2 separate regions of the Homo sapiens genome follow, and region 1 is linked to region 2. A link is a loop called in an ENCODE intact Hi-C map of the cell type or tissue named here. Cell type or tissue: OCI-LY7. All regions are shown on one strand. Links, peaks and the distances in the headings refer to the core of each region. The heading gives the core; the rest is flanking DNA.

Region 1 (15,021 bases), core at 2,765-10,764, 110 kb before region 2:
TATTTTTACAAGTAGGTCTAGATTGACCCTAAAGAAAACAACTGAAGGGCATGGTATCTGTACAAGAGTTTCCATTAAAACAGATCCAGAAGTTAGCTCTTTCAATATAGGTATATTCTGGTTTCTAAGGAGCTAATTTTGACAGTCTGATTCTACTGCTAAAGAACATGGAAGGGATGATGACTGCTGAAAGGGTGAGAGCTTGTGGGTCACCCTCCTGAATGGCAGGGCTGTTTGTTTAAGAGTTTGCATTTCACAACATGGTAGCATTGAAACTCAAGAGGAAGTTCGCTTAATAGCGAACAGGGGCACCTGAGATAGTGAGAAAATTGATGAAGAAATCAATTAGAGCAGCACAGACTAGTGGACTGGAATCCCAGCTCTTAACTTTGGGCAGGTAGCTTCTCTGGGCCTCAGTTTCCCCACCTGTAAAATGGTGTCATATAGTTTACCTATTTCATAGGGTCATTGTGAGGATTAAATGAGTTAATATTTGTGAAGGGTTTAAAATAGTGTCTGGAACATGGTACGTGTATATGTATGGAACATATATATATGGCATGTGTGAAAATGTTTATTAAACAAAATAAATAGCATTGCTTTAGAAGTTAAGAATTATGTTAAAAAAGAGTAAATGTTAAACTTCACTGAATTTTTAGCATAGAGCAGTTAGCCCTCTGGAAGCCTGTTTCCTCATAGTCTTTAGTGTCCAGTCTCATATTGTTTATTTTAGAACATTATAGTTTTCCCTATGGTTAGAAAAGACTGTCTTTGGCTGGGTGCCGTGTGTCGTGCCTGTAATCACAGCACTTTGGGAGGCTGAGGTAGGAGGATCACTTGAGCTCAGGAGTCTGAGACCAGTCTGGGCAACATGGTGAAATCCCGTCTCTACCAAAAATACAAAACAAACAAACAAACAAACAAAAAAACACCTAACTAGGCATGGTGGCTTGCAACGGTTGTCCCAGCTACTTGGGAGTCTGAGGCGGGAGGATTGCTTGAGCCTGGGAGGTGGAGGTTGCGGTGAGCCAAGATCACGCCACTGCACTTTAGTCTGGGTGACAGAGTGAGACCCTGTCTCAAAAAAAAAAAAAAAAAAGAAAAGAAAAAAGAAAAAGACAGGACTGTCTTTGACTCTGGAAAAGAAAAGAAGGTCCCGGGAGTTTTCCTCAGAATTTAGTCCCTGGAGTTAAATATTCTGAAAAAATGAAGTAGGAAGGATTTTGCAGAGGGCTGTGTCCGTAGTTTTCAAACTGGGTCACAGGCCATTCATTGATTTATATAGTGCTGTTGTGACAACAGTAAAAATAAAATTGTGGCCAGATGAGATGGCTCATACCTGTAATTCCAGCACTTTGGGAGGCCGAGGCGGGTGGATGACTTGAGCCCAGGAGTTTGAGACCAGCCTGGGCAACACAGGGGAGGCCCCACCTCTACAAAAAGTGAAAAAAAATTAGCTGGGCATGGTGATATGTGCCTGTAGTCCCAGCTACTTGGGAGGCTGAGGTGGGAGGATCGCTTCAACCTAGGAGGTCAAGGCTGCAGTGAGCCAAGATTGTACCACTGTACTCCAGCCTGGGCAACAGAGTGAGACCCTATCTCAAAAAATAAAATAAACAAATAAAATAAATTGCAGTAGGATAAGGAAATTCAGTGCATCCCAGGCAGCTTAGGTAAATGTCTTGTCAACGTTTTTGTGTGTGACATACCCAGGAGTTTGCCACGGGCTGTGGTTTGCCACTTGACCCTAACCTGCCACTCTCCTTCGTGCCCATGGCTGAGATGGTGTCTCTCTTGTCTATTTCTGCCTGTCACTTCCAGCTGATTTTTCAAATAGATTCTCAAATTAAATTTTGTTGTTATAATATTTTTCCCTTGCCCTAGCAACGAGGTGTAAGTTTGGGACATTTTAATCATTTAGGAATGTTTCCTTTGTATTATTACATTTTCCCTTTCTGCAAAGTGCCTTCCTGGAACTTTGGTGAATTTTAAGGTTACACATGATCAGTCCAGGATCGGGGAGGCCCGACCCAGGATTCTTCGGGATTTCACATACAACTGAGAGAAGCATACGTCGGTGACATAACTCTTTGTCAGGACTTATCAAACCCATGCATAGCTTGGACTCGGTGCCAGGCATTGATTGCTGCGTAAGTATTGCCTCATGTGATTTTCCTAGCAGGATGAGCTAGATACTATTATTATCATGCCCTTTTTACAGATGAGGAAAACTGAGGCCCTGGGGGTGTGTCTTGGCCAAGGTCAGATGTCTGGTAAGGGACAGACCAAGGTTCTGAACCCAGGCAGTCTGGCCACAGAGTCCGCACTAAGAATTCCTCTGCTAGGCTGTATTGCAAGTCAATTATTGAATTTTATTAGAAGGAAATAGTGTTGACGGAGGCTTTCTATGTATGGCTAAGCGGCCTCAAGAGGTCTGAACCTTTAGTGCCCAGCCAACTGCTCACCCTGGTTTCCTAGGGCTGAGTGTCCTAGGGTTGCCCTAACAAAGTGCCACCAACAGGGTGACTTAGAACAACACAAGTTTATTCTCTCGTTGTTCTGCAGGGCACAAGCCCAGACTCAGGGTGCCCGCGGCATTGGTTCCTCCTGTGATGCTGTGTAGAATCCTTCTTTGCCTTTTCCTAACTTATGGTGCTTCCCAGCAACCTATGGCATTCTTTGACTTGTCTCTCTTCTGTTGCCACATGGCGTTGTCCTATGTGTCTCTGCTTTCAAATGGTTACCTTCACTGTGTGTATCTTTGTGTCTTTTTTCTTCTTGCAAAGACACCAGTCATAGGAACTCAGGGACCACCCTACTCCAATATGTCCTCATCTTAATGAATTACATCTGCAAGACATGATCATAAAAAGTAAACAGTTTTTTTTGTTTTTTTTTTTTTGAGATGGAGTTTCACTCTTGTAGCCCAGGCTGGAGTGTAGTGGCATGATCTCAACTCACTGCAACCTCCGCCTCCTGGGTTCAAGCAATTCTCCCGTCTCAGCCTCCTGAGTAGCTGGGATTACAGGTGCTTGTCACCACGCCCGGCTAATTTTTTGTATTTTTAGTAGAGACGAGGTTTCATCTTGTTGGCCAGACTGGTCTCAAACTCCTGACCTCAGGCAATCCATCCGCCTTGGCCTCCCAAAGTGCTGGGATTACAGGTGTGAGCCCAACAGTTTTCAAATGAGGTCTGTTATGGGCTGAAATGTGTTCCCCCAAAACTTCCTATGTTGAAACTTCATATGTTGAATCCCGAACCCTCATTACGCCAGAATGTGATTGTATTTGGAGACAGGACTTCTAAAGAGATGATGAAGTGCAAATGAGGTCCTTAGGGTGGGCTCTAATCCATCTGACCGTTGTCCTTATGAGTAGAGGAAATTTGGTCATAGAGGCACCAGGGATGTGCACGCACAGAGGAGAGGCTGTGTGAGGACACAGCGAGAAAGAAGGCAGCCATCTGCCAGCCGAGGAGAGGCCTCAGGAGAAACCACCCTGCTGGCCCTTTGGTCGCGGACTCCAGTCTCCAGAACTGTAAGATAATAAGTTGCTGTTGTTCAAACCACCTAGACTCTGGTATTTTGTTATGGCAAGCCTAGCAAACTGATGCAGTTACATTTACGGGTACCCCGGGTTAGGACTTCAGCATATCTTTTTGGGGGATGCACTTCAGAACCATAGCACCAGGCTTTGCTGTCAGGAGGTCCTTTGATGGCTGTGCCTCATAAAAGATGCTAGTTCTGGTCTGGGGTTGTGATTTTCATGTCTTTTCTGCCTGGGCACTAGTACCTCTGCCTGAGATAGATAAACACACTCTCGTGGTGGGGAGGGGCCCAGCGGTAATTGGCTGACTCATCCCTGAAGTTCTGCGGCTCTCCAGGCACGTGGAATTTACTGGTAGAAAGAACTGTCCTTCCAGGTAGGGGGCGCCCCTGAGAGAGAAACATGCAGCCCCGTCTTTGTTGCAAGGGAAGGGCCTCTGACTTTTATCCCTTTTAGAGATGATCTCTGTCTGACAGTGTAGACAAAGCACAGGGCATTGGAACTGTCTTAACTCCCTGCCTCTCTCTCCTCTCTGTGGGTCCTTGATGCCTGCAGGGGACTGAGAGAGGCGTGCCTCGGGAAGGAGATGAGGCATGAGACATGCTATGAAACGGCTGGTTATTTTTACTTCCTGCCTGGGTGTGGGTGTTTGTGTTGACAGTGGCGGAGGAGGTGCAGTGATGAGTGCTGGAACAGTTGGGTGCCCGAGGAGCGGGTGGGAAGTGGCGCCTGTGCCAGGCAGGTGACTTGGTGCTCACATGGCCCTTGAGTGGGTCCTGGGGGCTTTGCAGGACTCCAGGAGAGCTGGGTTTGCACCTCTGCCGGGGGATGTCTGCTTCCTTTTTCCATGTCATATTCAGGAGGCTTCCCCATGCCATGCCTGATCCATCCAACAGGGTGAGACACTCCCAGCTGTAGTAGTGGTTCCCTAAATGGGTGAGTCTCCCTGGGGTGACCTCCCAGTCTCAGCAGGTAGGGTTTGTCGGGTAGTCCTGAAGAACCGTTGTGCAGGGTGCCCTCCATACCCCATAATCTCCACCACGGAGGCACGCAGATACTCCAAATGTATTCAAACATAGATCTCATGGAAAATCAGTGGCCTGCTCTATGACCCAGCTTTAAGACTCATTCCCTCCAGGGGGTCTCACCTCTTGCTGGCTTCTCTAGACATGGGGGTGGAGGCATTTTTGTTCATGACAAGGCATGGGGGAGGGGCAGGTGAGTTCGTAGCACAGCCCAGTTTGCTAAATGTCCTGCAGCAAGTCATATCTTAATACCAATAGTGTGCGCATAGGTCTCCCATGGGGGTGATCAGGAACTGCCCTGTGGGCTAGCTTGAAAAAGACTCCGTGGGAACCTTAGGACCACTTCAACGCTAGGATCTCGGATATAGTCTAAGGGCACACTCACCCTACAGAGTCAGAAGCTGAGACCCAGGTCCACAGGCCAGGATCGAAAGTTGGTTAGAAATTTCAAGATGAGTCTGGGCGCGGTGGTTTATGCCTGTAATCCTAGCACTTTGGGAAGCAGAGGCGGGCAGATCACCTGAGGTCAGGAGTTTGAGACCAGCCTGGCAACATGGAGAAACCCCATCTCTACTGAAAATACAAAATTAGCTGGGTGTGGTGGTGGCTTATGCCTGTAATCCCAGCTACTTAGGAGGCTGAGGCAGGAGAATCGCTTGAACCCGGGAGGCGGAGGTTGCAGTGAGCCGAGATTGTGCCATTGCACTCCATCCTGGGCAACAAGAGCCAAATTCTGTCTCAAAAAAAAAAAAAAAAAAGAAATTTCAATATGAAAACCTAGTTCTTTATTTCTCTATCTCTCTCCTCCCCACTCCAAGGAAAGGTAGAAAAGAATCCAACCTAGGACTACGTTCCACCCTGTAGGGTTTCCTAGGGCTGTGCTAACAGAGTACCATGGAGGGGAAGCGTCAAGCAATGCAAATGTAGTCTCCCACAGTTCAGGAGGCTCGAAGTCCACGACTGAGGTGTGAGCAGGGCCACGTTCACTCTGAAGGCTCTAAGGAAGAACCTGTCCTTCCCTCTTCCAGCTTCTGGTGGCTTCCTCAGTGTGCAGCTGCGTCCTTCCTGTCCCTGTCTGTGTCTTCCATGTCCTCCTTCCCCATGTCTGTCTGTGTCCAAGTCTCCCTCTTTTTATTAGGACATTGGTCATTAGAATAGGGCCCACCTTAAGCCAGTATGACTTCATCTTAACTTGATTATGTCTACGAAGACCCTATTTCCAGTTGGGTCACAGTCACAGGTTCTGGGAGGTAGGACAGGTAGGACTTCAGCATATCTTTTAAGGCACTCAATTCAACCCACAGCACACACCCACCCCTGGGCTACCACCCTAAAACACCTTCCCATAATATGATTGATGGCAGAGTTACTGCTGCCTGCGTCAGTTTCACTGTTGTCTGTCTGCTCCAGATAGCTGCCTGTGATCTGATTCCTGTCTGTCCCTCCTGCTAGACTGTGAGTCCCAAGAGGACGGGGACCATGACTTTAGGTCATGATTGATCGTATCCCAGGTACATAGCCCAAGGCCTACCATATAATTGGTGCTGAATAAACATTAGTTGAATAAAAAAGAAAACATATTTTGCTATTAGTTGTAGTTATGGAGAAGTGTGATATAATTTTAAAAGGGACCAGACATGGTCCCTTTTACAGGCTCACACCTGTAATCCCAGCACTTTGAGAGGCTGAGGTGGGCAGATCACTTGAGGTCAGGAGTTCAAGACCAGCCTGGCCAACATGGTGAAACCCCATCTCTACTAAGAATACAAAAAAATTAGCGGGGCATGGTGGCAGGTGCCTGTAATCCCAGCTACTCAGGAGGCTGAGGCAAGAGAATTGCTTGAACCCAGGAGGCAGAGGTTTCATGAGCTGAGATCCTTGCACTGCACTCCATCCTGGGCGACAGAGAAAGACTCTGTCTCAAAAAAAAAAAAAAAAAAAAAAAAAAAAAAAAAAAAAAAAAAAATTAAAAAGGTGCATGCACCTCAAAAAATTAAAAATAGAATTACCATATGATCTAGCAATTTCACTTCTGGGTCTCTACCCAAAAGAATTGAAAGCAGACACTTAGAGAGATATTTGCATACCCACGCACATAACAGCATTATTCACAATAGCCAAAAGAGGAAGCAACCCAAGTGTCTGTTGATTGAGTGGGTCAACAAAATGTGTATACGTACAGTGGAATATGATTTAGCCTTAAGAAGGGAGTTTTTTGTTTGTTTGTTTGAGACAGGGTCTCCCTCTGTCGCCCAGGCTGGAGTATAGTGGCACGATCTCGGCTCACTGCAACCTCTGCCTCCCGGTTAAAGTGATTCTCCTGCCTCAACCACCCAGGTAGCTAGGATTACAGGCTTGCGCCACCATGCCTGGCTAAGTTCTGTATTTTTAATAGAGATGGGGTTTCACCATGTTGCCCAGGCTGGTCTTGAACTCCTGACCTTGAGTGATTCAACTGCCTCAGCCTCCCAAAGTGCTGGGATTACAGGCATGAGCCACTGTGCCTGGCCAAAAAGGAAGGAAATTCTGACACATGCTACAACATGGATGAATCTTGAAGACATTACGTTAAGTAAAATTAGCCAGACACAGAAAGAGAAATACTATGTGATTCCACTTGTATGAGGGACCTAGAGTAGTGAAATTCAAGGGAGTTTGTGTTGGACGGGTATAGACTTTCAGTTTAGCAAGATGGAAAGAGTTCGGAAGATGGATGTTGGTGATAGTTGCACAATAATGTGAATGTACTTAATAACACTGAACTGTACACTTAAGAAGGGTTAAGATGATAGATGTTATGGTATATGTATTTCTTATACCTTAAAAAAAGATATGGAAGGGAGGAAAAAGATGCAGATGCATATGTGTGTGTGTGTGTGTGTGTACGTGTGTGAGAGTGCGTGAGTTTAGAGAGAGTGCTATTAGGGATGGGAAGAGAGATGGAAATGGGGAGGGAGCCTGTGTAGGTGGCTGATTTCCTGCTGTGAAGAGGAGTCGTGCTGGGCAGAAAACTATGAGGGCAGCCATCAGTGCCTGGGTTGTAATCAGAGCTTTGTCTCCAGCAAGCTGTGGGACCTTGAGCAAGTTGGTCGTTTCCTGTTGTGCGCATCAGCCTTTTTTTTTTTTTTTTTTTTTGAGGCAGAGTCTCACCGTGTCGCCCAGGCTGGAGTGCAGTGGCCCAAGATCTTGGCTCAGTGCAACCTCCGCCTCCTGGGTTCAAGCATTTTTCCTGCCTCAGCCTCCCAAGTAGCTGGGACTACAGGCACCCGCCACCACGTCCGGCTAATTTTTGTAATTTTAGTAGAGACGGGGTTTCATTCACTGTGTTGGCCATGCTCGTCTCGAACTCCCGACCTCAGGTGATCCGCCCGCTTCAGCCTCCCAAACTGCTAGGATTACAAAAAAAATCTGATGCCGTGCCCGGCCTGGCATCAGCTTTTAAAATGAGCTGGAATAGTAACCTTTGATGATCTTTCCATCTAAGAAAACTTCAGAGGCTTTAAACATCTAAGACGGTAATGCTGATCCACTGATTTTTTCCCCCACAATTCTCTGCAATGTCTACACTCAATGAGTGCTCTTCCAATTCCATGGGCTCCAGAGTGTGCTGGTTGAAGTAGTTATCTTAGTCATCTTTTTGGTCAAGAATTCCCTGTGTTTGTGAATGACACCAGTGAGCTTGGCTTAAGAAGAATACATTTACTTTTTTTTTTCTTGATCTCTCTTTGCTCTTTGTTTATCCAGTTTCCAGGTCTTCTAGTTTTAAAATTTCCTTGACCTTTCATATCTTTTAACATTTATACTTCTTGGTCTTAGAATCTAATTATTCATGCTGATGATAATATCTCCTGTAGAGAGCTAAGCTTTTTTGCATGAGTTATATCATTGAATCCTATGTCAACACTGTGAGGTGGATTCACGATCTCTATCTTGTAGGTGAGGAAACTGAGGGTTAAGTAGCTTGCTTGGCCTTGTGGTCGCCCGGCCAATCAGTGGCTGAGTTGTGATTGAATCTGGTTTGTTCTTAGCTACACACCATGGGATGCTGCTTTAGGCCCATGGGGTCCTCACTCATTCTGTGTCCTAAGTCCCTTTATGACAGGGATTGTATCTTTTTATTTTTGGTGTTTCTGAGGTCTCCAGTGCGGGACTGTCAGAGGCTAATAACAAATTTGTTGAAGGTACTTGCTAATTTCTTTAAAAGTGGTCATTTCTGTCTTGCAGTATCAGGGCAGGAGTATCTATTATGTGGAGGAGACCATAGCTGTCAAGTTCTTAGCTTCTGGGAGAAGGGTCAGGTTTCTCTAGAAGTTTTTTCTTTTTTTTAGTAACAGTGGTTATTAGCAAGCATGAGATCCTGAAAAAATGCAGGCCGATGAATACTACTTTAACATCCAAAGAAGAAAGGGATGACTTGGGATCTGAACGTAGAAAAAACCAAACTGAGTTCTGCATTTCCCCCTCCACTGCAGAAGTCATCAGCCCCTGGTGCAGTCAGAGACATTGACCTGGAGAACTACCCTTGGTTCCACTGGGTTGAGCTAACTGGGAAGTAGGAGCTTTACCAGCTTTGGAAGTTTTCATGTTTTAGTCTTTTCAGATCTAACAGAGGAGCGACCTAGATCCCAGCTCCCCATATTGCTTCTGCTTCTTACAGTGGCATTCTTGAACTTGGAGGAGGGGTGCATTGCCCTCAAGGTGGCTTCTGAAATTGCCAGGTAGCGAACTTGTTGTACCTTCTTTTTGACATAGTGGCAGCCCATCCTTGAAAAGTATCGGGGAATGAATTACCCCAAAGGGTTGGATTCCTCACTTCTCAGCGGCCATGCCCCCTCTTCTGGATGCACCCTTGCATCTCTGTGAAGATTAAATCAGATCTCCCTTTTACCTGCAAAGGCAACCCCTCTCAGGCTGTTGTTCATTGTAGGCCTGGGTTGCCTTGTAACACATATGCCAGCAAGCAGGAACCTGTCAGTCCTCAGCAAGTCAAGACAGACAGCATGCCAGCCCTTTGCACGCCCATGCTTAACTTGGAGAGCGCTCATGCTTCATCTGGAAGATTCAGGCTCTTGTTCACTGTAAGGTTGGGCAGGGATTGGCAGGAGGGACAGTTACTCTTTTATCCCTTTGTGAATGATACCATATAAGCATTAGAGATCTGCTCTGGGAAAGTGGATGGGCTGATCCCAACTCTTCCATTGGAATACCTAGGATAGTTAGTCTATCAAATCGTGCTTAGAATTTTGGACGTGGAAGGGGTCATAGTCTGGTCCTCACTTTTTTTTTTTAAACATAAATTAACCTATTTATTTTAGGCTAGTGATGTCTCAAATGGTGGTGTTTCTCCTGGTCTTTCAACCTCTCCAGTCTTCTGAGGGCGGACTTTACTGTGATGATGAAGAGGTATTGTGGGTCCTGACACTGTCAGCCACTGTTTTCATGCAGGATGCACAGTGCTGGATCCCTACAGCCTGCCGTTTTGGTTTTGTCAGAGAAAAAGCAAGTGTATTTTGGAGTGCTGATTTCAGGTCCCTCCCCTCCCCTCCCCTCCCCTCCTCTCTTTCTCTTTCTCTCTTCTTTCCCTCCTTCCCTCCCTTCCTTCCTTCCTTCTTTCCTTCCTTTCTCTTTCTCTTTTTTTCTCTTTCTCTTTCTCTCTTTCCCTCCCTCCCTCCCTCCCTTCCTCCCTCCCTTCCTTCCTTCCTTCTTTCCTTCCTCTCTCTTTCTCCTCTTCTCTTCTCTTCTTTTTCTTTTCTTTCCTCAGTTTACTCTGTTGGCCAGGCTGGAGTGCAGTGGCACAATCTCGGCTCACTGCAACCTCCACCTCCCGGGTTCAAGTGATTCTTGTGCCTCAGCCTCCTGAGTAGCTGGGATTACGGGCACGCACCACCACACCTGGCTATTTTTTTTATTTTTAGTAGAGACGGGGTTTTGCTGTGTTGGCCAAGCTGGTCTTGAACTCCTGATCTCAAACGACCCACCCGCCGCAGCCTCCCAAAGTGCTGGGATTACAGGCGTGAACCACCGCACCCAGCCTTCTTCACCATTTTCCTAAGGGAGACACAATAGCGGATTATGGACAATTTTGACCTTGGTACATTTAGCCATGTCACTGCAACATACATCAGAGCCCAGGGTGTGGCTCTCACAGCAGGCGTGAGCCACTGCGCCCATCCTTTTTTTTCCTCTATTTTTGATTTGGCCCCTGCCAAGTCAATTTCATCATCCTAACTCAAGTAAGAGCTTGGAATGTGAGGGTGCCTTGCTTGACTGATTGGCTTTCTTTAAACTTCCTTTGCTCTCCCTTTGATGAGATGCTCCTAAGCAGAGAAATGGCTGGCAACCAAAATTGGAGAGTACAGCCACCTGGATTAGCAATCCTTGAATCATTAGGATCTGATTGTAAAGGGAAACTACGAAATGCTTTAAAGGGTGCAATCCGGAGTGAACCAGGAAACTCAAGACGGATGATCTAGGCATAATACATCTTAAGGCAGCGTCCTGAATGGAGCAGAAACTCCTCTCACCTGACTCATTATCTAGGCTTCGTGATCTCCTTTTTTTCCTAGCTGAAATCCTGTCCTTAGTTCCATTTTCCTCATGCTTGGTGCTGACCCAGATTTGGGGGAGGGTGGTAGGAAGTGGTAGGTGATGGTGGTGGTTGTGGTAGTAATGGACATGGAAGTCAGCCCTCTCTTAAAATTGCTTCCAGGCTGGGTGCGGTGGCTTACACCTGTAATCCCAGCCACTTGGGAGGCTGAGGCCGGGATAATTGCGTGAGCCCAGGAGTTCGAGGCTGCCGTGAGCCTAGATTACCTCACTGCACTCCTGCCTGGGCGACAGAGCGAGACCCTGTCTCAAAAGATAAATAAAAAACAAATAATAAAATTGCTTCCTTCCTGACAGTGTTTGTGGGCCCCTAAAATGTCCTCTCTGGTATTTCTCCTTTTACCTTTTTTTTTCTTTAAGATATGTTACTTGGCGGACTGGTTTGGTAACCTTATTAGAACTGAAGCTATTGAGTCATTAATTCTGCCAGTTGAATTCCTTGACACTGGAACTTTCCCCCAGCTCTCAAAACAGCTAAGTGAAACCTGGGGGAGAATAAATAGGATGGACAAGGCAGTGCCTGCTCTTAGTCTTACCCTGATTAAATTCCCAGGTGGCTGCGGATGGGGCATTCAGCCCGTTGGTCCCACATTTCCAAGCAAGTGGCTTCTTTGTTGTTGGTAAAAACCACTTTACAAGGCTGGGCGCAGTGCTCACGCCTGTAATCCCAGCACTTTGGGAGGCCGAGGTGGACAGATCACCTGAGGTCAGGAGTTCGAGACCAGCCTGGCCAACATGGTGAAACTCCGTCTCTACTAAAAATACAAAAATTAGCCAGGCGTGGTGGTAGATGCCTGTAATCCCAGCTACTCTGGAGGCTGCGGCAGGAGAATCGCTTGAACCTGGGAGGTGCAGGTTGCAGCGAGCCGAGATCGCGCCACTGCACTCCAGCCTGGGCAACAGAGCGAGACCCTGTCTCAAAAAACAAACAAACAAACAAACAAACAAACAAAAACCACTTCATGGATTTGGTGGGTTCCAGTGAGAAATACCAGTTTTGTCTTGAGAGAACAACAGGTAGATACGAAAGGCCAAAGAAAGCCGTCGAGCTTGGGTCACTTTGGTCAATCAGGCCCAAAGGTCACTTTTTTTCCTCCTAGTTGTGTAGATGCCTAGAAAAGTGATTTTCTGCTTTGCGTTGACTCTCTCCCCCTTCTCTTCTTTCCATCCTGATTGACCTGTGGCTTGCTGAGAGCCCATTCCGTTTTTAAAAACAAAAAAAATCCAGCACCCCGGTTCTTCACCGTTGTAACTGAGCAGCATTGGTAAGGGGCTCCTGGAGGGTGCAATGTACGTGGGGTGTGAACCAGCCTCTGCAGTAATGGAATGTGTGGTCCTGACCTTCTGGACTGCATCTGAAGGTCCTTCTTTCGCTGTATCTTTATCCCTTGGGGGAATCATTAACCCCAAATGGTGGCGAGTCCAATATGAGAGGGGCAGGGAGGAGGAGAGAGGGAAAAAAAAAGAACCAACAAAACACCCACATTTCTCTTTCTGCTGCCAGGGCGTGTTAGCAAAGATAGCCTTTCCTGAAATGTTATTTATTAGTTGCCTTTGTAAAAGTGTCCTGTTTTCTCAGGCAAGTCAAGAATTTGGTTTTTGTAGAGGGGAGGAGGATGTAGCTGTTTCCTCGGACTGCCGTTATAACATAGCACAAACTGGTAGCTTCCAACAGCAGAAATGAATCCTCTCACAATTCTGGAGGCCAGAAGTCCAAAATCAAGATGTCGGCCAGGTAGGTTCATTCTGACGGCTCCGTGGGACCGTCAGTTCCATGCCTCTTCCTAGTTTCTGGTGGTTTCTCTGAAAGCTTTGGAGTTCCTTGACTTGTAGAGGCCTCCCTCCATTTTGTGCCTCCATCATCCCTGTGTGTCTCTGTCTCTCCTTGTCCTCCTCCTGAGGATGCTAAACATACTGGATTAAAAGACTGCTGTGCCCCAGTGTGACCTCTTCTTAACTTGACCACATCTGCAGTGACCTTGTTTCCAGATAAGGTCATATTCCAAGCTACTGGGGATGTAAAGTAAGGACTTCAACATATCTTTCTGGGAGACCCGGTTAAACCCCTAACAGAGGACTTGTGTGCTGGCCTGATGTCAGCTGACAAAGGGGAAAAGCCTCGTTGGCCAAGGGTCTACTGCATGGCGGATGCTGTGTTAGACCCTTGCAGCTTCACCTTTTTGAAGGTTGCTGTTGTTCTTTCCAGAGAAAACTGAGTTTCAGGAGTGAAGTAGCTGACCCAGTCATATGCTGCCTGTCAGTGAAGAGCTGGGCCCGAATCCAGCTTTCTGACAGCAAGCTGGCCTTTCCAAGGGTGTACTTGTCCTCCTTTGCTACCACTCCTCTTTGTTTTTATTTATTTTATTTTATTTTTTGAGATGGAGTCTCGCTCTGTCACCCAGGCTGGAGTGCAATGGTGCGATCTTGGCTCACTGCAACCTCTGTCTCCTGGGTTCAAGTGATTCTCCTGCCTCAGCCTCTGAGTAGCTGGGATTACAGGTGCCCGCCACCATGCCCAGCTAATTTTTGTATTTTAGTGGAGACAGGGTTTCACCATGTTGGCCAGGCTGGTCTTGAACTTCTGACCTCAGGGGATTTGCCGCCTTGACCTCCCAAAGTGCTGGGATTACAGGCGTGAGCCACTGCATCCAGCTGTTTTTTTTTTTGTTTTCTTCTTCTTTTTATTTCCTAAGACGGAGTCTTGTTCTGTTGCCCAGGCTGGAGTGCAGTAGCTCGATCTTGGCTCACTGCAACCTCTGCCTCCCAGGTTCAAGCAATTCTCCTGCCTCAGCCTCCTGAGTAGGTGGGATTACAGGGGCACACCACCACACCTGGCTAATTTTTGTATTTTTAGTAGAGATGGGGTTTCACCATGTTGGCTAGTCTGGTTTTGAACTCCTGACCTTGTTATCCGTCTTCCTCGGCCTCCCAAAGTGCTGAGATTACAGGCGTGAGCCACCGTGCTCAGCGTTTTTTTTTTTAGTCTTAATTTTTTTTCAGAGACAGGGTCTTGCTTTCTGGTCCAGGCTGGAGAGCAGCAGCGTGACCGTTGCTCACCATAACCTTGAACTCCTGGTCTCAAGTGATCCTCATGCCCCCGTGCAGCGTGTACTGCCATGCCTGGCTAATTTTTGGTATTTTTTATAGAGATGCGATTTCACCGTGTTGCCCAGGCTGGTCTCAAACTCCTGGGCTCAAGTGATTTGTCCACCTCAGCCTCCCAAAGTGCTGAGATTACAGGTGTGAGCCACTGTGCCTGGCTGTATCTTTGTTAAAGTATGTCATTTATGTGTAAATGTGTCTCCTTCATAGCACCCCAGGGAGATGGGGTGAGGACCTTCCCCATCCCTTGTGATTGGTGTTTGTCTCCCTCCACTGGACTAGGAGCTCCTCAGCTCTGTCTTTCCAGGCTTTGCTCACTGACTGACAGAGCCAATGCTCAAGGTATCTTTGCCAAATAAATAGATCCCATCATCTTAATGTTCTGGGGGAAAAGGACCCTCTTTTCTTTCCTTTCTTCCTTTCCCCCTCCCCTCCCCTCCCCTCCCCTCCCTTCTCTTCTCTTCGCTCTTTTCTTTTCTTTTCTTTCTTCTTTTGATGGAGTCTCGCTCTGTAGCCCAGGCTGGAGTGCAGTGGCATGATCTCGGCTCACTGCAACCCCCGCCTCCCGGGTTCAAGCAATTCTCCTGCCTCAGCCTCCCAAGTAGCTGGGATTCCAGGCACCCGCCATCACGCCTGGCTAATTTTTATAATTTTAGTAGAGATGGGGTTTCACCATGTTGGCCAGGCTGGTCTCGAACTCTTGACCTCAGGTGATCCACCTGCCTCAGCCTTCCAAAGTGCT
Region 2 (15,021 bases), core at 2,854-10,853:
AAATGTTGTATAGACACATGGCTTTTTAGCATAGCTCTGTTTGCTTAAGTATTTTTAACACGGCAAACAGTTGAGTGGACTGTGAAGTCCAGCAGCTCAGTTATGGGATAGAGACCAAGCAATTTGGTTATTTTCATTTATGGTCTTGAACTCCTTGGGGTTATTATCTTCACTTTTTTGTTGCCTTTTCAGAGGGAGGATATTTTCTAAAGATAAAAGGATAATTCAAGGTCATTGTGTCATCTTAAGAGCTCTTGGAGGGAATGATAAACAAATGTTGTTTTTCCTGGAAAAGGGTGGGATTTCGATTAATCAGATAAAAGGTATGGACTGATAAGACTCAAAGATCATGGATGCAATTTCATGATAACTGTTAGAGTGGATTTCCTTTTACAATGACAGCCCTGTGTGAGTTGCGGCTAAGTGTCGCCTGCTTGGCTTGCCTGTGATTAATTGCTCCTGCCTCCGTGATCCCATCACGCTTTGCTGAGACTTCCAATTAGCCTCTGTCACTATCTGCCCTGGATTTGAGCTATTTGTGAGGGTGACTGTCTTCTCAGCTAGACTAGGAAGTCTTTGAGGGCAGGGACTGTCTAATTCATTTTTTGACTTTTCTCCTCGTTCTTTCTTCCAGTATCAAGCAAGATGCATCAAGCAGAAGGGATCTCTCTATTCTCCAGCCCCCAGCAATTTTTAGACTATTCCTTATTCTAGCTTCACTTCTTTATGTATTTATCTGGGCATCTGTTTGTATGTTATGTGTATTTGAAACCAGTAAGGCTGAATCCATGGTAGATTATTTTATAATTTTGAGCTATCATGAGTCAGACTGGCCTTGTTCTGTAGCGCTACCTGAATAGCTGAAAAACAGCCTGAGAGCTTGGTAGATTTTCTTCAAAAAAAGCAGCGGGGAGTTGTTTTTGTTTTCTCTGTACTATGGAATTTTTTCTTAAAAAAGTATGTCATCGGCCGGGAGCAGTGGCTCACGCCTGTAATCCCAGCACTTTGGGAGGCCTAGGCGGGCGGATCACGAGGTCAAGAGATCGAGACCATCCTGGCTAACATGGTGAAACCCCGTCTCTACTAAAAATACAAAAAATTAGCCGGGTGTGGTGGCACGCGTCTGTAGTCCCAGCTACTTAGGAGTCTGAGGCAGGAGAATCACTTGAACCGGAGAGGCGGAGGTTGCAGTGAGCCAAGACTGTGCCACTGCACTCCAGCCTGGATGACAGAGCAAGACTCTGTCTTAAAAAAATAAAAAAGTATATCATCTTTATACTTAACTGTTAACCTTGGGATAATTCAAATTCTTCTGAGTCATGCTGCCTTTTGGGATTCGGCATTTCAGGGATGTTGGCAGTGGTCTGTGATTATGAGCCCTGCACATTAGCCGTGGTGCTGTGAGCCCCTGTCTTCTTGGAGACGTACAGGAAGATACATTGTTTAGTCACTTTTTCTTTTTGAGACGGAGTCTCACTCTGTCGCCCAGGCTGGAGTGCAGTGGCATGATCTTGGCTTACTGCAAGCTCTGCCTCCCAGGTTCACGCCATTCTCCTGCCTCAGCCTTCCGAGTAGCTGGGACTACAGGTGCCTGCTACCACGCCCGGCTAATTTTTTTGTGTGTTTTTAGTAGAGACGGGGTTTCACCATGGTAGCCAGGATGGTCTCGCTCTCCTGACCTCATGATACCCCCGCCTCGGCCTCTCAAAAGTGCTGCTGGGATTACAGGCGTGAGCCACCACGCCCGGCCTTTAGTCAGTTTTTCTAACGGGGAGAAACTGAGGGGGGAAATACTATGTTCTTGGGATCTTTTGGTTATGATGAAATGTGAAGAAGCTCTCTCAAGTGAACTCATGCAAAAATGGTGTTACTGAAGGGATATGGGAAATGTCGTGGACGGCCAGGGTTGTGCGGGCCTTGTAAAGCAGGAAAATCAGGAAGAGACGTTGGTCCTGCATCTCTCAGAGGCCCCCATAGTGTCAATTTTTGCTTTTCTCTGCAAGGTTTTGCCATTTTCTTGTTCCTACTTGCAGACTGACTTTCTTGGTTGGTCTCTGACGACATCTCAGATTTACTGCTTACCAAATGGCTTTGATTTGGTGCAATGTTGCTCTAGTCCAATACTACCTGACCTTTCCTCTAGGTAACTGTCTTAGTCTCACAGTGTCTCAATTCCAATTTTTTGTTGTTGTTGTTTTTTTTGAGACAGAGTCTCACTCTGTCGCCAGGCTGCAGTGCAGTGGCTCAATCTCGGCTCACTGCAATCTCCGCCTCCTGGGTTCAAGCGATTCTCCTGCCTCAGCCTCCCAAGTAGCTGGAATTGCAGGTGCGCACCACCACGCCCGGCTAATTTTTTGTATTTTAGTAGAGACGGGGTTTCACCATGTTGGCCAGGATGATGTCGATCTCCTGACTTCCTGATCCACCCGCATCGGCCTCCCAAAGTGCTGGGATTACAGGTGTGAGCCACCATGCCCGGGCTCCAATTTTTTTTTTTTTTTAAGAGATAGAGTCTTGCCTTGTTTCCCAGGCTGGAGGGCAGTAGTGCGGTTCTAGCTAACTGCAACCTCGAACTTCTGGGTTCAAGCAATCCTCTTGCCTCAGCCCCCTGAGTAGCTAGGGTTCCAGGCGTGCATACCACCATGACCAGCTAATTTTTATATTTTTTGTAGAGATGGGGTCTCGCTGGTCTCGAACTCCTGGGCTCAAGCGATCCTTTAGCCTCAGCCTTTCAAAGTGCTGGGATTACAGGCATGAGCCCAATCTTAATTCCAAATTTTTAAGTGAGAGTCTGTTTGGCCAATACTGAGTCATGTATTCACTTAGCTTCTGCTGGGATGCAAGGGTGTATGTATGATGGGTGGTCTCAGACTTGCCCAGGCAGGCTCTCCAAAAGGTGGGATTGTTGGGAAGCAATGATTGACATGGCTGCCATATCCCAATAGAGGAACAGTTTACCATTGTTTATATTCGGCTCTAGGCTACAATAGGAGGGCAGGGCCCATTTTTTCTTGCCTAGTGTTAGCTTCCAGCTTTTCCCAGTTAAAATTTCAGGTCTAGACAGTAGAATGAGGAAGAGGTACAGAAGTGCTGGAGTCTATCTGTAGCTGATGAAGAGCTGGTTACTAACACTGACTAGGGGCAGAGGTCATTGGATACATGACATCACCAATGAATATTTAGTTTAAAAAATACTTTCATTCATGCTTTTGAATTAACTTAGTGCATATGAATTCATCTTTTCATATGCACTTGTTTACTTTTTGAGTTCCTAACTTCGACTTAAAAAATGCAGACTCACCCTGCAGTGATTCCACTTTATTTATTTATTTATTCATTTATTTATTTATTTTGAGATGAAGTTTGCTCTTGTTGCCCAGGCTGGAGTAGCCCAGGCAAGAGTAGTTTTGCTCTTGTTGCCCAGCCTCCTGAGTAGCTGGGATTACAGGAGCCTGCCACCATGCCCAGCTAATTTTTGTATTTTTAGTAGAGCCGGGGTTTCTCCATGTTGGTCAGGCTGGTCTCGAACTGCCGACCTCAGGTGATCCACCCACCTCGGCCTCCCAAAGTGCTGGGATTACAGGCATGAGCCACTGTGCCCGGCCGGGATTCCACTTTAATAGTCAAGGACTTCTGATGTGTGTTGAAGTCACTGGATGACAGGAATACAGTAACCAAATGGTAAAGACAGAGAAGAGGACTGGGCAAGACCTAAAGGCTTCTATGCCCCACTAACCAGCTGTGTCACTTTGGTAACGAAGTTCTTTGAATTTCAGTTCCTTATCTGTAAAATGGGGTAGGAATAGTACCTGTCTCATCATGTCGTTGAGAGGATTCCATGAGCTAAAATCCATTCAAAGGCACTTTACTAGGCAGTTGGGATATAGGAGTGCAGAAAATCCACAAAGATCTTGCTCTCCTGGAGTGTATATTTCAGCATGTGCTGCCACTGCTCTAATTTATAAATCAGAAAGTGTGGTGTCTGGCCGGGTGCGGTGGCTCATGCCTGCAATCCCAGCACTTTGAGAGGCTGAGGTGGGCAGATCACCTGAGGTCAGGAGTTTGAGACCAGCTTGGCTAACATGGTGAAATCCTGTCTCTACTAAAAATACAAAAATAATTTGCCGGGTGTGGTGGTGGGTGCCTGTAGTCCCAGCTACTCGGGAGCTGAGGTAGGAGAATTGCTTGAACCCAGGGGGTGGAGGTTGCAGTGAGCCAAGATCACGCCACTGCACTCTAGCCTGGGTGGCAGAGCTAGACTCCGTCTCAAAAAAAGAAAAGGAAAAAAAAAAAGAGTGTTGTCCTTATATTTCCCCTTATATTTCCTTCCAATTCTTTAAAATTCTGGTTTAGCTTTTGTTTTTTTGTTTGTTTTTTTTGGTAGATAGGATCATATACAGCTGACAGTCAGGCTTCTCTGACTTATATGTGTGAGTGAGTGTATGTGTGTGCCCATACGCTATCAGGAGCCCTTAGAAATCAATGAAAGTGTCAACATTCTCTGAAAAAGGTCTGTTTTCCAAGGCAACCATGAAGTTAGCTTTATTTGAGTTAGGGGAATAAAGAAAACTTGTGAGAGACATTTATGAGCTGGTATATTGGCTTTGATGATCCAGGGAAAGGCATGTCTATTTGTGCAGGGGGCCACTCATTTCGCTTGTATCAACTCAAAGTCAAAAATCTTAATGGGTTTTAATAATGCTAAATGTCATATTGAATTTAAGCTTGGAAAATTTCAGATAACACCTCTTTGTAACAGCTATGGTTTACTCATCTCTTGGGCTATAACATATATCTCAAGACACAAAATCCTCCATTTTAGAAATGTTCACATTTTGCAACCTTTGCTGTGAGCAATAGAAACTTTTGGGGCAAGCTCTTTTAGATGAAGAAGGTATTTCCCCCCACAGTGGATGCATACAATTCATTCTGTCAGCCTGAAGAAGCAATTTCCTTTCTTTGCCTTGGGATTTAAAGCAATAATGTATTGTATATAATTATTTAATTTAGTTGACCTAAACGTTAATTTATTATTTTTAAAACTTTAATAGATTGTAATATATCTTAAATCAAAATCGGTTTGAAATGGCACGAAGTATTTAAGGATATTCTCATATAAATTTTAAAGAGAGAACTTATCCAAGCCAATATTAAAAAAAAATAATTTCCTTGCTTTATAGACAAATTTTAGTATATCTCAGGGGGCATTGATGTTATATCTAAAATGTCAAAGTAAGATTTATAATAATAGAAATTTATTACTCTTTATTATACATAGTATAAATGAGTAAAGCAACCAATTCCGCCTTGTGGAATTAATTTTGGCTTTGCTGTTTCTTTTTAGTTTCTGGCAAAGGCTATTTTTATTTTATTTTATTTATCTATTTATTTTATGTTTTTAGTGGAGATGGGGTTTCTCCATGTTGGCTAAGCTGGTCTCGAACTCCTGGCCTCAGGTGAGCTGCCAGCCTCAGCCTCCCAAAGTGCTGGGATTATAGGCGTGAGCCACCGGGCCCATCCCAAAGGCTATTTTTAATAGTTTGAGAAGAGTCAGAGCCTGGGTGATAAGAGATGCTGACGTTTACATTTCTCTTTCTTCTTCAGTTTCACAAGATAAGTGATCAACTCTGTATTCTCATATCACACTAAATCGTTCTCCATATCTGCCCAGGCACAGACGGAAGCCTGCTTAGATATTTATCAAAGTGGCTAATGCCCTTGTTATTGTAATTGGTCATAATTTTTCTCCTTTACTGAGGGAGCACAAAGAATTTTCCTGTCTGGGAACTGTGTACTGTGCTATGAGGATGGCAAACTTCTGCCTACAGTTGGAATTTTGCAGTGATAGCACATCCACCATTTCTTTATGTGCTTGGTCAGGTGTTTAGATATTTGAAGTGTGATGGAGAATACAAAAGATGTGGGCTACTTCCCATGGCTATGTTATTTCTCATTTTTAGTGGAGTAAAATTATGTGGTGGTTTATTTAAGAAAAAATTTTTGACATTTTCTTCAGTAACACAAACCATTACCACTGTGTGGGAAAACTGACCAGGTCTCCCCCAGGCCCAGCTTATCCACAGTTCTTCATTCAGAAGGATGGCATAAAAAGTAAGATTGTTTTACAATTTTACACGCCTTTCTGAAAACAGGTGCTTCCTTTGTGAATTCAAGTTAGTGAATTGATGTGGTCATTTCAACCTAGTTTCAACTCTGGTTCTAAAGAACAAAGCTTTTTTTTTTTTTTTTTTTTTTGCCCTGAAGATTGACATTTGCTTGCAGAGATTAGGCACTTCCTGTGCCCCTGGGTCCCATTCTGCTGGTGCAGAGGGGAGGTTGGGGGAGGTTGTAGGGGGGAGGTCAAAGGGAAGCCAACACATTGGTCCATGTACATCCCATGGCAGTGGGAGGTACTTGGAGTCTGTGCAGATCTGCACAGGGGCAGGCTGAAGCTTGCTTAGAAGTTTATCAGGTATTCCATGGTTCATCCATTCTACAAGGTAGCAGGGAAGAATTCTGAAGTTCCTTTGTTATCTGTAAATGGTTAGTGTGAGACCTGTTGCCTCTGTCCCTTCTCATTTCCCTGTTTTCCATGTCTTTCGTTTTGCCCTGGCAGAAAGCAGCCCAGCATCTTCACATTCTGACTTCTGGAATGGAATGAAAGCGTTTCTTTCTGTATAGAGAGGTTTGTTTTACACAGAGCTGCCTTTGACTGGGAAGACTCCCCCTAACAGATTTGGATCATAACGTGTTGGCACCAAGCCAGGAAGGATGGCCATAAATTGTAATTTGAATGAGGTTTCACCAGCTCTTTGTCCTGTTATCTCATTTCTGGCGCGGGGATATTGGGCAACTTAAACCAGGAGCTGATTTGGTCAATGTGATTTTCATGATTTAAATTAGAAATGTTCATTTTGGGTGGCAGGTATCAAGATTTTTGTATATTGGTTTCTACTTCTGAATTTTTTTCAAAGGAATTAAAATGGGAGGAAAAGAGGAGAGAAAGGAAAAGAGGAAGGAAGCGGTTTGAAACATGGACCCTTAGAGCTTTTGGATGCAAAAAGATCTGTATAGGAATTTGGCACTTGCTGTATATGTGACTTTGAACAACTTCTCTGCCTCAGTTTTTTGCTGTTTATAAAATGACACTTACAAACGGGCATGATAGTTCTTTGTTAAGAGATCATATCTCTTCAGAGCCAAACATAGTGCTTAGAATATAAAAGATACCTAAAAAATCCTAATTCCCTTTCATTACCTCTTTGATGTTACATCTAAAGATCTGCTGCTAAGTTGAACACAGACTTTATCACTTCCAGGCTGGTCTGAATATAGGTCTTGCTAGAATGTTGTTCGCTTAAATACAATCATATCACAGCGATCGAAGGATCCCTTTGCTTTGGTTTCTTTCCACTATTAGAAAAGTGGAAGGGCATAAAATATTATTTAAATTTTTTTTGTGTGTGTGACGGAGTCTCACTCTGTCGCCCAGGCTGGAGTGCAGTGGCGCGATCTCGGTTCACTGCAACCTCCACCCCAGGTTCAAGTGATTCTCCTGTCTCAGCCTCCTGAGTAGCTCGGATTACAGGCATCTGCTACCAGGCCCGGCTAATTTTTGTATTTTTAGTAAAGGTGGGGTTTCACCATGTGAAGCCAGGCTGGTCTTGAGCTCCTGACCTCAAGTGATCCGCCCACCTTGGCCTCCCAAAGTGCTGGCATTACAGGCATGAGCCACCGCGCCTGGCCCAATATTTTGTTTTATATTAATATTATTAAATATAATATTGTTATAATTGATAATATAATTGATATTATATAATATTTCATATTATTATATTAATTTTAAACATTTTACATTTATTATTATTATTTTTTATATTTATTGAGGACCAACTCAGAGCCAGACAGTGTTTCGGGAGCTACAGTGGGGCAGGTAGGAGAATAAACATGGAGGGGGTGATAGGTATCTATTTTAGACAGGGTGGTCAGTGGATACTTCTCCCAGGAGGTGTGATCCTGAGGTCTGCGTGGAGGGAGAGACCCCGTGGAAATCTAGAGAAAGAGCATTCCAGGCAGAGGGACCCGCGAATGTATTGAAGATTGGCAGGAGGCATGCGTGGGAAAGGCAGGAATGGGGCAGGCGCCGAGGTCACAGCCCAAGTCACCTGCAGGAGCGAGGTTCTTGTTTGGATTTTGGGCAGTAGGAATCGGCATAAGTTGAACCACAAACAAGCCCCTCTACTCCTCTTAAGAGACTTTGTTAGATGTGTTTTGCAGAGAAGATGGAAAATAATAGTGTATCTGTTACTTTGATTACAATTCCCATCATATAATAATTAACTGCTAGCTGTAATTATAAGACTTCCTCTAATTTAGTTTAGCACTCTGGGGACCTCTGTTAGCCTATATCCCAATCAATTTCACAGCCATTACGGAGGAAAAAAGCCATGTTCCTGTTGAATTTTAAATCTAGAGGAAGAATGATGCCCTCATTTGCTAGACAGCCTTATTTTGTTTTCGCTCCTTGTTTTCTTTCTGTTCAGGCCCTCCCTACTGGCCTGCTGTTTCAGGCATGTACATGTTGTTTCCTAATTAGGATAGATTTTCACAGATAGTTGTTCATTAATTCCATGCATCTCACGTCCTTTTAATAACCTCCCCAATTTATAAAGCAAAAATTTTCACGCGACAGCCAGGGGAACGCATGCGCCCCCTCCCCAAGATAGATGTTTTAGTCAATATTTATTCTCTCGTCCAGCACCTTTTACTACCCCCATGCCCTCTGTGTAAGTTCATTTATGTGGAGAAATGTAACGCAATCTGCTTTCTCAGTTGGAGAGAACAATACATTCTCCTGTGGCAGAAAATGCAGGGTTGGCCCTTCTCTTCGCCTCTGTGGCGTATCTGGTGATTGGCTGTGTTTAGATGACCTCGGTCTCCGAGGGCCCCTCTTGTCCAATTTTCCCTGCTGCTCTGGTGTGAAAGCCATCCTTATTGTCACATGGCTGCAGCGGCACCGTGTCCCCAGTGGACTGCTTCTCTCTGGAGGCAAGCAGTGATCTGTGTGTGGGGCCATTTGTCACTTCTCTAGAAGTAGCCCCCTGAGACGTAGTGACATCTCCAGAGAGCTCCAATTACTAGTTTTGTTCTCCCCCCACCTCCTCTTTTTTTTTTTTGAGACAGAGTCTCACTCTGTTGCCCAGGCTGGAGTGTGGTGGCGCGATCTCAGCTTACTGCAACCTCTGCCTCCCAGGCTCAAGCAATTCTGGTGCCGCAGCCTCCCAAGTAGCTGGGACTACAGGCACGCGCCACCATGCCTGGCTAATGTTTGTATTTTTGGTAGATACGGGGTTTCACTGTGTTGGCCAGGCTGGTCTTGAACTTCTGACCTCAAGTGATCCACCCACCTTGGCCTCCCAAAGTGCTGGGGTTACAGGTATGAGCCATCATGCCTGGCCCCACTTACTAGTTTTATAATAATGCCTGTAGCTCATGGGTAGCAACTAGAATCACTTTATACTATGGAAGGAAGAAGAAACCAAGGCTGTGGGCAAGGAGGTGGAGGGAATGATTGCCCACTGCTTCAGGCAAGTGGCCATAAACAGGAGCCCTGTGTGTTTGCCCTGGCTCCTCTGGCAGTGTGTGTGTGTGTGTGTGTGTGTGTGTGTGTGTGTGTGTGTGTGTGAGAGAGAGAGAGAGAGAGAGCGAGAGAGAGAGAGAGAGAGAATGAGTAGATTTTCATTTTTAGAGGAGTTTTAGGTTGCCAGCCAAATTGGGTGGAAAGCGCAGAGTTCCTGTACGCCCCTTCCTCTCTCACTCCTGGCCCACCTCTCCCACCACCAACATCCTGCCCCAGACTGGTGCATTTCTTACAAACAGAAAACCAACATTCAACTGTCATCACCACCCAGAGTTCATAGTTTACACCAGGCTTCACTCTCAGTGTTGTACCTTCTGTGCGTTTGGACCAATGTATAATTACGTGTGTTCACCACATAGTATCCCACAGAATTAGTTTCACTGCCCTAAAAATCTTTTGTGCTCTGCCTGTTCATCCCTCCTTTCCCCCATCTCCTGGCAGCCACTGCTCTTGTTACTGTCTCTATAGCTTCACCTTTTCCAGGATGTCGTGTAGTTGGAGTCATACAGTGTGTAGCTTTTTCAGATGGGCTTCTTTCACTTAGTAATATGTCTTCAAGGTTCTTCCATATTTTTCTGTGGCTTGCTAGCTCATTTCTTCTCAGTGCCGGATAATATTCCTTTGTGTGATATACCATTGATTATTTATCCCTTCACCTGCTGAAGGACATTGTGGCTGCTTCCTAGTTTTAGCAATTATGAATAAAATTGCTATAAGCATTCACATGCGGGTTTTTGTATGCACAGAATATAAATATAAATGTATATTCACATAATATATAAATGAAATTTATTTGTTTCTGATTATGAAAAAACGTGCTTTATTGTATAACATTTGGAAAATATTAAAAAAAGAAAATCTTTAAGAATCAGTATAAGCCTATTTATTAATTTAATGTAATAAGATACATGAAATTGGAACTCTCCTGGAAATGCAGGCCATATGGTTATTATATAGTATAACAGTCAGTGGTAAAGACAGGAAAGATTTAGGGCATTCTGAGTGCTGGTTCTGTTTCCATTAAAACCACTCCTTAAGTGACTTTTTATGATACTCCACATTCAAACAGACACTCTCAGCTTTAGAAAATGGCTATTTAGCAGTCCTCACAAACAACTGAAGTCCAAGGAGGTACTGAAATTCTTCTCTTAAAAAATTCAGATATACTTTAGCCATGGTTCTCAGTGGTGGTGGAGAGGATTCCCGACATTCATGTGGAATCCAGCAGTTTGGACACACACAGGTTTTATAAGGCTCGATGTGACTGCATTCAGCTCTGGGAGCCTCCATGTCTCTTGGGCGTGTTCTGGGTGCAGAGGCAGAGGATGCTGCTGGGGAGGACAGGGTGGTGTTGAGCTCATGGAATAGTAATGCCTCAAAAGCAGCCTCAGAAGTGGACGTCAGTGGACAGCCTGTTGCATTCGTTTTTCATTTTTAATAATTCTGGCAAAGTACTGTGTTAATCGGTTTTTCATTGCTGTAAAGCAATACCTGAGGCTTGGTAATTTTTAAAGCGAGGGCTGGGCACAGTAACTCATGCCTGTAATCCCAGAACTTTGGGAGGCCAAAGTGGGCGGATCACTTGAGGTCAGGAGTTCGAGACCAGCCTGGCCAGCATGGTGAAACCCTGTCCTAACTAAAAATACAAAAATTAGCCGGACATGGTGGTGGGCACCTGTAGTCCCAGCTACTTGGGAGGCTGAGGCATGAGAATTGCTTGCGCCCAGGAGGGGGAAGTTGCTGTGAGCTGACATCGCACCACTGCACTCTAGCCCGGGCAACAGAGTGAGACTCAGTCTCAAAAAAAAAAAAAAAGAAGACAGGTTTATTTGGCTCACGGTTCTGTATAAGCAAGGCACCAGCATCTGCTTGGCTTCTGTGAGGCTGCAAGAAGCTTTTACTCATGGCAGAAGATGAAGGGGCAAGCATGTCACATGGCGAAAGGGAACAAGAGAGAGAGTAGGCGGTGCCAGTCTCTCTTAACCCACTCTCACTTGAACTAACAGAGCAAGAACTCACTCATGACTGCAAGGATGGCACCAAGCCAAGGGATCTGCCCTTGCCTTGACCAGAACACCTCCTACCTGGCCCCACCTCCAATATTGGAGGTCACATTTCAGTATGGGATTTGGAGGGGACAAATGACAACACTATATCAGGTATTGAAGATCATTTTCGACTTTTTTTTTTTTTTTTTTTTTTTGAGACAGAGTTTTGCTCTTGTTGCCCAGGCTGGAGTGCGATGGCGCGATCTCAGCTCACCACAACCTTTGCCTCCCGGGTTCAAGCGATTCTCCTGCCTCAGCCTCTTGAGTAGCTGAGATTACAGGCGCCTGCCACCATGCCCGGCTAATTTTGAATTTTTAGTAGAGACGGGGTTTCATCACGTTGGTCAGGCTGGTCTTGAACTCCTGACCTCAGGTGATCTACCCGCCTCTGCCTCCCAAAGTGCTGGGATTACAGGCGTGAGCCACCGCGCCCAGCCTCATTTTCGACTTTTTAACAAGGCAGACAATACCAAGTTAACCTTAAAATACCGTGTTTTCATGGCTTCTGAGAATGGGAGTACAGATGCTCATCAACTTACAATGAGAATATGACTCAGTAAACCCATCGTAAGTTGAAAATACCTTAAGTTGAAAATACATTTAATACACCTAATCTACCGAACATCCTAGCTTAGCCTAGCCTACCTTAAATGTGCTCAAAACACTTACATTAGCCTACAGTTAGGCAGAATTATCTAACACAAAGCCTATTTTATAATAAAGTGTTGAATATCTCATGTAATGTATTAAGTACTGTACTGAAAGTGAAAAACAGCATGGGCGTATGGGTACTTAAAGTATGATTTCTACTGAATGCTTATTGCTTTTGTGCCATTGTCAAGTCAAAAACTGTAAGTCTAACCGTCCTAAATCAGGGACTCTCTTTATATGTCTAGCAGCTTTTAATTTTAAAAAAAGTTAGGTATTCATGGTCTCTTTTTGGTGGAAGGAAGCAGGCCTGCGGGCAAGAATACAAATGGAGGCACATATAACCTTTGTCTGGATATGTAAAAGTTGTAAGTCCAGGTAACAAATTGTAAAATAAAATATATTCTCCCACCTTGACAAATAGACTTTCCGTTGTTTTGTTTTGTTTTTTTTAAGACAGAGTCTTGCTCTGTCACCCAGGCTGGAGTGCAATGGTGCGATCTTAGCTCACTGCAACCTCCACGTCCTGGGTTCAAGCGATTCTCCTGCCTCAGCCTCCCGAGTAGCTGGGATTATAGGCGCCTGCCACCACGCCCAGCTAATTTTTGTATTTTTAGTAGAGCCGGGGTTTTGCCGTGTTGGCCAGGCTGGTCTCGAACTCCTGACCTCAGGTGATCTGCCTGTCTCGGCCTCCCAAAGTGCTAGGATTACAGGGGTGAGCCATTGCGCCCGGCCTAGACTTTCATAACGACTTGGAAAGCTGGATTCAGAGTTACAATTGTCAGACTCCTTGGAATACCATGTGGGAACGTAAGGTAGGGAAAAGCCAGCCCCAGCCATGACCTTTCCTTATCCTCCCACCCCTGGCTCCATCTTGGACAATGAAAGGTTTTATGGACACAACAGCGTACACAAAGAAGCCCCCTTTAAAATCCCCACCAAGAGCTGCCCTCGGGCCTATGAGTGCACACGTAGCATCGTCCTCTACCTTGCCAGGTCAGAACTAAGAAAGAGCCCCTAGAAGGCCTGGACGTGGGCATTGGGTCCAGGGTGCCCTGGTATCATCTAGAAAGGTATCTGCCTGTCTGCCTTTAAGAAGAGGCGTGGCTGGTAGAAGGCCAGAGAAGTCCCTTTGATGTGCGTGCCCAGGTCCTACTACGAATCTTTGAATACTGGTCTGGTTTTGATCCTGGAAAAGCTAGTCGTCACTTTCTGCATGAAGAAAGGAGAATGAGGAGCCTCCATTTGGAATGTATTAGAATTCAGCAGCATGCAATTAAAAAGTTGTTTTTAATGGGTGAACATCAGTGTTTCCTGGCATAGGTTCATTTAAAAAGCTCTGGGCTCGATCAAACAGCAAAATATACATTTATACAAGGTGGTTTGTTGTTGTTTTTAGACTTTACTTTTCAAGAACCATAATGAAGTTTTGCTTAAAAATTTCAGTCTTTGGTTGCACGGATCATGGTTCTCTTCTGAGCTGATACAATGTTTCACCTCCTGGAATCTTGTCTGATGACCTTCTTCCTGCTCATAACATCTGTGATTGTATAGGTGCTCCTGCATTCTTAATTCTTACTTTCGGGGGGATGCTGATGAGAAGAGCTAATGTAATTTCAATACATAGGAAAAGGCAAAGCCAAGATCAAGTTTAAATTGGAAGATATTATCTTAAAGGGTACAATAGTGAAGTGAACGTGTATACTGGTAAATCACTTGTCATTTTTGATAACAGTAATACAAAAGTTTTACAACTTGTCCATTAGTGAGATTCTCAAATTGCTTTAGAGAATATAGAAAAACAAGAAAGTTGGAGTCCTGAGGTTCTGTTCTCCTGGTGATTGGAGAGAATCTAAATAATACCTTGTTTTTACATCATTAATTATTTAATCAAAACTGAAAACATTATGTCCATAATACTGCATCCACAAAGTGGGTACTGAGGAATGAGTAAGTATAAATTCTCCAAAAATCTCTCACGTTCCCTCATTCTTGCTTAAGAAAGTCTTTGTGCTTTCTAAAAAATTCCTCTTAATAGATTTTTTAAAAATATATCTTTAAAATGAGGAAGCCATACTGAAAAGTGATATGTTCCAAGGCTTTTTCCCACCACTGGAAATATTCCTGATTACTGAATGTAATGAAATAAATTTGTCATGTTGGACATAATGTGTGGTGGAGTGCAGAATGAAGAGCCCAAAACTCAGAGTGGAGGCTTGACATTTATAGTTATAAATATGTGCTTTAGGAATTGATTTATATAGAAAAATACCAGGGCTAAGATAGATAAATTGAAGCTTGTTCTCACTAAGTAGGTTAGACAGTTCATCAAATATTGGTTAAAATCTTTCTCTCTCTAGAGGTTGAAAATAAGAGATTAAATGGTAGTATCCAACGCATGGGACTTTGATTGTCTAGCCGACCAGTCTGTTCAAATGAATATAAATGTAGTTGGGCAGCCTGTGTATGCCTAGTGTGTTGTAGCATGTGGCTCAGCAACCTAGCCGGCCACTGCCTTGTTTTGTTGCTTAGGCTAAGAATAGACTTTATGGTTTTAAATGGTTGGGAAGCCTGGGGGCGGTGGCTCTCGCCTGTAATCCTAGCACTTTGGGAGGCCGAGGCAGGCAGATCACCTGGGGTCAGGAGTTCCAGACCAGCCTGGCCAACATGGCGAAACCCTGTCTC

The links. A loop is a pair of places that touch in the nucleus more often than their neighbours do. Peaks named below come from ENCODE experiments on the same cell type or tissue, not always from the same donor. Only the 100,000 strongest peaks of a DNase experiment are listed, where the experiment ranks them.
Region 1: it touches region 2 in a loop (5-fold over the local background); 4 of 110 quality-filtered maps call a loop at or near these places.

Annotation. Positions count from the first base shown.
Region 1 is chr21:31,498,696-31,513,716 of GRCh38, reverse strand. It overlaps a transcript of TIAM1 not described here. Among named protein-coding and RNA genes, the nearest start is that of TIAM1-AS1, 53 kb to the left of the region's middle. RefSeq lists a silencer at 3,857-3,916. In OCI-LY7, for the core only: CTCF peaks have their summits at 3,728 and 3,931; DNase peaks (open chromatin) are centred at 3,926, 6,666 and 7,636; H3K4me3 peaks cover 2,134 bases; H3K27ac peaks cover 2,716 bases.
Region 2 is chr21:31,389,393-31,404,413 of GRCh38, reverse strand. It overlaps a transcript of TIAM1 not described here. Among named protein-coding and RNA genes, the nearest start is that of TIAM1, 53 kb to the right of the region's middle. RefSeq lists a silencer at 392-592. In OCI-LY7, for the core only: no CTCF peak of the experiment used is centred there; a DNase peak (open chromatin) is centred at 6,243; H3K4me3 peaks cover 1,570 bases; H3K27ac peaks cover 2,242 bases.